2 separate regions of the Homo sapiens genome follow, and region 2 is linked to region 1. Evidence: read pairs that join two places in POLR2A ChIA-PET (ENCODE). Cell type or tissue: OCI-LY7. All regions are shown on one strand. Links, peaks and the distances in the headings refer to the core of each region. The heading gives the core; the rest is flanking DNA.

Region 1 (4,397 bases), core at 93-4,092:
GAACACCTGTTACGATGTCTTGCACTGGGCTAAATGCTGGATATATATAACAATAGTGACTGAGACAAAGATGGTCTCTGCCGTCACAGAGGCAGTCCAGAGAAAGAAACAGTAATCAAGCAACATACAGAAAATGATTGGGGAGTGAGAGCAGGAGTGTGGGGGTGCAAAAAGGAAAGTCCATTCCAGGCAGTGTGAGCAACAGGTGAGATAATTACACACAGGAGAGAATGTGACATATTCTGGGAACAATCAAGATGGAACTGCTGATAGAAGGCCTAACTAAAGATTGGATTAGGGTAATGGGGAATCATTGCAGGACTTTAAGTAGGGAAGGGAAATGCCCTTATGTGCGTTTTAAAAAGATCAGTTTAGCCGGGCACGGTGGCTCACGCCTGTAATTCCAGCACTTTGGGAGGCTGAGGCGGGTGGATCACCTGAGATCAGGAGTTCGAGACCAGCCTGACCAACATGGTGAAACCCCTTCTCTACTAAAAATACAAAAATTAGCCAGGCGTAGTGGCTCGCGCCTGTAATCCCAGCTCTCTGGAGGCTGAGGCATGAGAATTGGTTGAACCCGGAAGGCGGAGGCTGCAGTGAGCTGAGATCGCTCCACTGCACTCCAGCCTGGCAGCACAGCAAGACTCCTTCTAAAAAAGGAGTCTTTTTTAGAAGGACTCCATATATATATATATACACATATATATATATCAGTTCAACAATGGTGGGGAAAAAAGTGGATTGGATAGATAGGGCCAGACTAGAATCGGAGAAGCCAGATGGGTGTTGAATTTAACCAACCGATGGTGGAAATTGAGACAGTAAAAATAGAGATGGTAATGTGGGAATTGATTCAACACCTATTAAGAAGGGATAGTCTTGATAATTGATAGAGATGCAGAGGAAGCAGCAGTAAGTGTCATGGATGTCGTCTAGAGTGTAGTTTTTGAAAGCTGAATGGATAGTGATGCCCAAAATAGGGAATCCAAGAGCAGCAGCAGACATGGGGAAGATGGCGTTCAGGGTTGCACATGTGTGGCGTTAACTTGGCAGCTGGATTTTGGGGTCTGACAGTTAGTAGAGCAGGCTAGGTTCCAGTTGGAGACTTTCTAATCATCGTCAGATAGATGGTGCCTGAGGCGAGGAAGTGGAAGGGCTCACCGAAGTAGGGCAGAAAAGCAGAGGGGCAAAGTCAAAGCAGCATCCTGTAAGGAGAAGGCAGAAAAGCGACGCTCATAGAGATGAAGAATGAACCTCCAGAGGCGTCGGAGCAGATTGGAAGAGACACATTCAGGCTCCATTTAACCAGAATAATTCCGTTATCAAAATGGAAGCGCCAAGAAGCATCGTTGATGGCGCTTTCCCACCATCCATCCGTCCAACACAAACCCACCTGCTTTGAAAAGACTGCCTCACGCAGTGACTCACTTACCCACCACAGCCGCATTCTCTACCTCTGCCTCTTGTCTAGTGAAGCTGGCTCCCGAGGCTTCGGGGCCGCTCCACAGGGACCTGAGGACGTCTCCCCGGAGACCCTGACTCAAGCTGCTCGCCGGCACAGCCGAGCACCGGCTCCCGCCTACTCACCGCGCGGGAGGGACGGTCCCTCCTTCAGGCCAATCTCCTTATCATTGTCCCTGCTGCTGTCACCTGCTGCTGCAGACCGGGGGTCCCGTCCAGTCTCAGCCCGTCCCGTCCTCCCCCCAGCCTATTCCCGGTCCCCTCAACCTCAGGGACACCGCGGCCAGCTGCACCGTTGGTTTTCCAATCAAATCCTCCTCCAGGCCACCAACCAGCGCTGGCCAGGCCAATGCCGACAATTCTTCCTCCGCCACCTGGGGCGCCTCAGCCAATCGGGAGCAGCCATGCTGCGCAGTGCAGAACGCCATAGCGACGGATGACGCCTGCCGGGGAATCGCCGTAGCAACCAGAGACGCGCTAGATCCACCACCAAGCTTGCAAGCAGAAGAGGCAGCAAGTGATGCTGAAGGCTGTGCTGCAGCCACTTCACCGGAACCTAGAGCTACCTGTGAACAGGTCTCCTACACGTTGAAGATTTTTCTGGATTTAGGGTGTCTAACCTTTGATGGGAAAGGGCAGCTTCATCTTGGAGTGTTTACTTTCAAGAATTGCTATGGGCTAAAAATCAATTCTCTTTAAAAGCAAAGATTTAATCTGATAAGGAATCAATGCAGCATGCTAAATACCTTTCATATGGCATGAAAACGTCTTCAGTTACTCAAGCCACAGGCAATGAGAATAAGGTGCCACAGCACCGTATTTTTCACAAAAAGAGTGACCTGGGATTCAAGAAACCTGTATAGTATAACTATCGCCAGTTCGTTTTGTGGCTTTGGGCAAGTCACTTCACCTTTTGTGAAAGTCTGGAGCTTCTTTAAAATTTCTGAACTGCATTAGATAACGCTTTAAAAATATACCTGACATTCTGTAACTTTAAATAAATGAAAAATGCCAATCTATTAAGTGCTTAATTTTGTGCCGGGCACGATTTCAAATTCTTTCCTTATTTCACTTAGTTATAAAATGGAGGCACAAGAAGTTTCCTAAGTAGTCCAGTATGGCAGAGCTAGTGATGGAGTCAGGGTAAAACCTACTTCGAGTCTGGTCTTAACCACGATGATGCTCCTTCGACGATTTCTTCGAGTACTGGGCCCTGTTCAACCTCATCTTGGTATCACTAAACGCTCGTGTGTGTGTCTGGTGGTTACATCTTCCCAAACTGGATTTTAAATGAATACAGTGAACCCTAACGTTTTTCTGGTGTGGATAGTAAGTAGGCCCATTGGATTAACAATACTTAAGCTTGGGTAATTGAAAGCATTTTTTAAAATGAAGACGGTCCTATTTTGGAAATGCAGAAAGGCGAGATGAAAGCCAAACTCTGGTGAGTATAGCAGAACTAATTAAACTTCAGAGATCTAAAACAATCAGGATTAATGTTACCAATAAAACAAAACAAGGTGACGGGGCAGGAAGACCGATGCTGAGTAGAAAAAGTATTCTGTACATACATTCTAAATGTTAAGCAGTCGGCCTGGCTTGGTGGCTCACACCTGTAATCCTAGCACTTTGGGAGGCCGAGGCAGGAGGACCACTTGAGGTTAGGAGTTCGAGACCAGCCTGGCCATCATGGCCAAACCCTGTTTCTACTAAAAACAGAAAAATCAGCCGGGCATGGTGGCACATGCTAGTCCCTACTACTCAGGAGGCTGAGGCACAAGAATTACTTGAACCCAGGAAGCAGAGGTGCAGTGAGCCAAGATCATGCCACTGCACTCCAGCCTGAGAGACACAGCAAGACTCTATCTCAAAAAATAAACATTAAGCAGTGAGACATGACTGCACTGAACTTCTCATCTTCACCAGAATACCAATTGTGCTTCCCATCTTTCCACTACTCAGTAAAATTAAAGTCTTAAACTAATGTTTTGGCCATCCCAGAATATTCCTGAACTTCCCTGAAAGCTGCAGCGATTAAGAGGCAAGAATGACACTGCCTCTAAAAGACACATACACTATCATCTCAAATGTTAAGGGTCCCTCTGTAAAATGACACAAAATAAAATCCCACAAGAGATCTTGCACCAAGCTTATAGCTTATATAGCAAGGCTCAAAACTATGAAAACATATTTTTCTAAGGCCTTTTTTTAAATGAAATGCATAACGTAAATTATACAGTTCAAAAGTAAAACAGCATAATGTCCTAACTACAGCATAAAGGTAACAAATCTGCATGTAAGTAGATATTCAGGATCACCTCAACAAGAAGATAAAACCACTTCCCAAAATTTATAAATACTTTAGCCCAATGGTCTAGAACAAGAAAAGGCTATTCACACACACACACACACACACACACACACACAATCTAAGTGGAGGAATGAGAATGATCTTGTAGACTGAAAGCAGAAGGCTGAGTACAATTTGAAGTAAAGGCAGAACTTAAATTGGGCTTTGAAAGAAAAGCAGAAAGGTTTTCTAAACAGCAGAAATGTTTTCATTAAAAGCACAGAGGTAGGAACGTATGGGTCAACCATGAAAAGAAGTGATACTCAAGAGATCAGATATGCCTTTATTGGCCAGATCAAAGAGAGCTAACTCTTTTCCTCTCTCCTCTTGCAGAATCTCAAAGGTCTGTAGCTAGGAATTATAAATTGACAAAAAAAATTTTCCCCTAAAATAAATGTAAACTACATTTTCAAATGAAATTTCCAAAAACATAAGTGTCTATCCCCATCTTATTCCAAAGGCTATCAAATTCATGGTGAGGTTATCAGATGTTTTTCAGTGCAGAAAACACAAAAGGAAAGTGTTCCACACATGCCAAATGAAAAACAAACCAAGACCTGTAATTTGCTATTAAGGAAAATAATTC
Region 2 (4,397 bases), core at 72-4,071, 130 kb after region 1:
TGGAAATGGACTTAATAATCCAGAATTCTTATAGAATCCAGAATTCTATAAAAATTCAAAAAGTATGGGGTTCAGAGAGTTTCAGGGTTAGCGAACACATAAATATGTCAGGAGGGTGGTACAACCCAACTCCACAGGGAGAGAACCCTGCCAGTCCTCGCCCTATGTATCTCTTGATCTAATGGTTCTTCTGTGTCCTTTATCATATCCTTTATTAATATAATAAACTGGTCAATATAAGTATTTCCTGAGTTCTGTGAGCCACTCTAGCAAATTAATCCATCTGAGGAGAGGATTGTGAGAACCTCCAACCAAGTGGGGGAGAAGTTGTAAGTAACCAGAAACCTACTGCTTGGGATTGGTTTCTCAAGTGTGGGACAGTCTTCTTGTGGGATTGAGCCCTTAACCTGTGAGCCCTTAACCAGTGCAGACTCCAGTTAGTGTCAGAATTGAATTTAATTGTCGAACACCCAGCTATTGTCCACTAGAGAATTGCTTGGTGTGTGGAGAAAAACCCACACACATCTGGTGTCCAGTGTTCAGTATGTGAGAGCAGAAGGAAAAAAGTTTTTTTTTTTTTTATAGAATCAATTGTAGCTATCTATACATGATCAACTGAAGGTAATACATAAAAAAGTTAACAATTAGATGATTGAAAGGAAATAAACTAAGATGCTAACATTAATATACTTCCTGAATGAATCAATCTAAGCCTTTTGTTATATATCATAAGAGCCCAACTTAAGTCTGGATCATCCTCAGGATTGTAGGAAAAGCTCTACCCCTGAAAAGTACAATGTGAATCCAGACTATCTGGTACTCAAGCATGGAAATCTTGTTATCTTAAGGAGAGTGCCACACAAAACTGGCAGACTGTTGCAAAACAAGACATGCTGACTGCCAAATGCATTAAGACATCAAATTCATAGAGAAAACAAGTATATATCTGTCTAGATCTACTTTACTATCTCTACTTAGGCAATCACATGAAGCTTAACTTTCTGGTTCCTTTGAGGCCAGTCCTGAGGGAAGTAATTGCCAAACAGGTCAGGGGCCAGTATAACTAAATAGGTTCCAGTTTCTCTTATTACTTAGGTTCACCAAAAACTGTAAGAATAAAGAATGTAGGCTGGGCACAGTGGCTCATTCCTGTAATCCTAGCACTTTGGGAGGCCGAGGCAAGTGGATCACTTGAGGTCAGGAGTTCGAGATGAGCCTGACCAATATGATGAAACTCCATCTCTACTAAAAATACAAAAATTAGCCAGGTGTGGTGGCATGCACCTGTAATCCCAGCTACTCAGGAGGCTGAGACAGGAGAATCTCTTGAACCCGAGAGGCAAAGGTTGCAGTGAGCCGAGATGGCACCATTGCACTCCAGCCTGGGCAACAAGAGCAAAACGCCATCTCATTAAAAAAAAAAAAAATGTTATAGAAATCTGGGGACTGCAACACCCTCAAAAACCTTTCTCTAGTTTTTAATAATTAAATTAGAGATGGCTACTGAATATTAGCTGGTTGAAATATGGCATTTGCGTAGGTAGATCAACAGTAAACTTCTACATACATAGGCACTGAGTAGGTGTTTATAAAATGCTCACTGAATCAATTTGTCAGGACAAAACTAATTCTGGAAAGTGAAATACATGGAGTCATCTTCCTGTTTTCCAGCTGTAGCCTGTCAGCACCACTACCTCCACTGTCCATGGGGATGCCAACTCTGCCCTTACTTTTGGCCATAATATCTACAGAGGCCTGTTACTACTGTGACCTGGGCTTCAGATGACTGGGGTCCTGTTGCTCCTCCATTCTTGACTCCTGGCTAAGCCTTTCCCAGCCATCCACATGCAAACCTTAGTTGAAAAGGCCTAGTCAGGGATCAGCAAATGACAGCCCATGGGCCAAAACTGACCAGCTGCCTGTTTTTATAAAGTTTTATTGGAACACATCCATGCTCATTCACTTATGTATTATTTAAGGCTGACTTTGGTGTTACAATGGTGGAGTTGAATAGTTGTGACAGAGATCATCTAACCTATAAAGCCTAAAATATCTACTATGTGGCCCTTCTGAGAAAAACTTTGTTTACCTCTGACCTAGATGCATAAGGCCAGATAATAATAATTATTGGGACCAGGCATGATGGCTCAGACCTGTAACCCTGGCACTTTGGGAGGCCAAGGCAGGTGGATCACTTGAGGTCAGGAGTTCGAGACCAGCCTGGCCAACAGGGTGAAACCCTATCTCTACCCAAAATACAAAATTATCCAGGTGTGGTGGCACGTGCCTGTAATCCCAGCTACTTGGGAGGCTGAGGCAGGAGAATTGCTTAAACCTAGGAAGCGGAGGTTGCAGTGAGCTGAAATCGAGCCACTGCACTCCCCTGGACAACAGAGTAGTGTGCAGTGACACAATCATAGGTCACTGCAGCCTTGCGCTTCTAGGCTGAAGCGATCCTCCCGCCTTAGCCTCCCAAGTGGTTAGAACTACTGGCACATGCCACCACACCTGGCTAATTTTTAAATATGTTTTTGTAGAAACAGGGTCTTGCTATATTGCCTGGCTGGTCTTCAATTCCTGGTCTCAAGCAATCCTCCCACCTCGCCTCCCAAACTGCTGGGATTACAGGGATAAACCAACACACCCCGGCCTATAATAAAGTTCTTGTGTGGCATTTACCATATGCCAAGCAGTACGCTAAGGTCTTTGCATATGTTAATTCCTTAGTCCTCACTACAATCCTATGAGGAAGCTGAGGCATAAAGAAGTTAAGGTAACACAGCTAATAAGCCTGTGTCTGGCCTAGATAGAGAAGGTATTGCAAAATAAATAGATTATCACAAGGATTCAAGAAATGAACAAAATCATAATTTGGAAGCTCCAATAAATCAGCAAACAAGTCATGGTGGAAATTATGAGAATAATGTGATTGTGGAAATAGGTTATTCCTAATAACCACATTCTGGCCAGCTGCAGATTCCTTTTGTGTCTGGGATTATGTGAAAAAGTAATGTTTAAGAAAATAAAAAACCAGGCCGGGTGTGGTGGCACACGCCTGTAATCCCAGCACTTTGGGAGGCCAAGGTGGTGGGGGGGATCACTTGAGGTCAGGAGTTCGAGACCAGCCTGGCCAACATAGCGAAAACCCATCTATACTAAAAATACAAAAATTAGCTGGGTGTGGTGGTGGGCACCTGTAATCCCAGCTACTCAGGAGGCTGAGACAGGAGAATCACTTGAACCCAGGAGGCAGAGTTTGCAGTGAGCTGAGATCTCGCCACTGCACTCCAGCCTGGGCAACAAAGCAAGTCTGTGACTCAAAAAAAAAAAAAAGAAAGAAAATAGAAATGACAATATAGAAAAATGGAACTGACCAAAAAAAGTTTTTTTTTTAAAAAAAGATATTTACTATAGAACTTCTACATTTAAATTGTAATTTCTGCATCAAGGTAGTAACCTTGGGATACTCTACATTTATTAAGAAATAATTTTTGGCCAGGTGCTGTGGCTCACGTTTGTAATCCCAGCACTTTGGGAGGCCGAGGCAAGTGGATCACAAGGTCTGGAGTTTGAGACCAGCCTGTCCAACATGGTGAAACTCCCATCTCTACTAAAAAGTACAAAAATTAGCTGGGCATGGTGACATGCACCTATAATCCCAGCTACTCGGGGAGCTGAGACAGGAGAATTGCTTGAACCCAGGAGGCGGAGGTTGTGGTGAGCTGAGATCGCACCACTCACTCCATCCTGAGCGAGAGAGTGAGACTCCGTTTCAAAAAAAAAAAAGGAAAGAAATAATTTTCAATGTTTGTTTAAAATAATTTTATAAATTCATATAAGGACCCCATATATATATATATATATTTTTTTTTTTTTTTTTTTTGAGGTGGAGTATCACTCTGCCACCCAGGCTGAAGTGCAGTGGTGCAATCTTGGTTCACTGCAACCTCCACCTCCCCAGCTTTAAGCGATTCTCCTGCCCCAGCCTCCCAAGTAGCTGGGAGTACAGGAGTGCGCCACCACACCTGGCTAATTTTTTGTTGTGTTTTTTTGAGACGGAGTCTCGCTCTGTGGCCCAGGCTGGAAGGAAGTGGCATGATCTTGGCTCACTACAACCTCCGCCTCCTGGATTCAAGTGATTCTCCCACCTCAGGCATCTGCCACCATGCCCGGCTAATTTTTGTATTCTTAGTAGAGATGGGGTTTCACCATGTTGGCCAGGCTGGTCTTGAACTCTTGACCTCATGATCCGCCTGCCTCGGCCTCCCAAAGTGCTGGGATTACAGGCATGAGCCATTGCGCCCGGACTAATTTTTGTGTTTTTAGTAGGGATAGGGTTTCACCATGTTGGCAAGGCTGGTCTCGAATTCCTGACCTGAGGTGATTCACCCTGCTCA

The links. ChIA-PET counts read pairs that join two places held together with the same protein. Peaks named below come from ENCODE experiments on the same cell type or tissue, not always from the same donor. Only the 100,000 strongest peaks of a DNase experiment are listed, where the experiment ranks them.
Region 2: POLR2A ChIA-PET joins it to region 1 with 16 read pairs; 2 of 35 experiments call an interaction of 5 or more read pairs at or near these places.

The regions. Positions count from the first base shown.
Region 1 is chr3:27,367,638-27,372,034 of GRCh38, forward strand. NEK10 (NIMA related kinase 10) reads right to left here and starts at 1,746. Exons shown (of 36, transcript NM_001394966.1): 1 at 1,588-1,746. RefSeq lists an enhancer at 1,004-1,504. In OCI-LY7, for the core only: no CTCF peak of the experiment used is centred there; a DNase peak (open chromatin) is centred at 1,874; H3K4me3 peaks cover 930 bases.
Region 2 is chr3:27,499,254-27,503,650 of GRCh38, forward strand. No RefSeq gene overlaps it. Among named protein-coding and RNA genes, the nearest start is that of SLC4A7, 17 kb to the left of the region's middle. In OCI-LY7, for the core only: no CTCF peak of the experiment used is centred there; no DNase peak of the experiment used is centred there.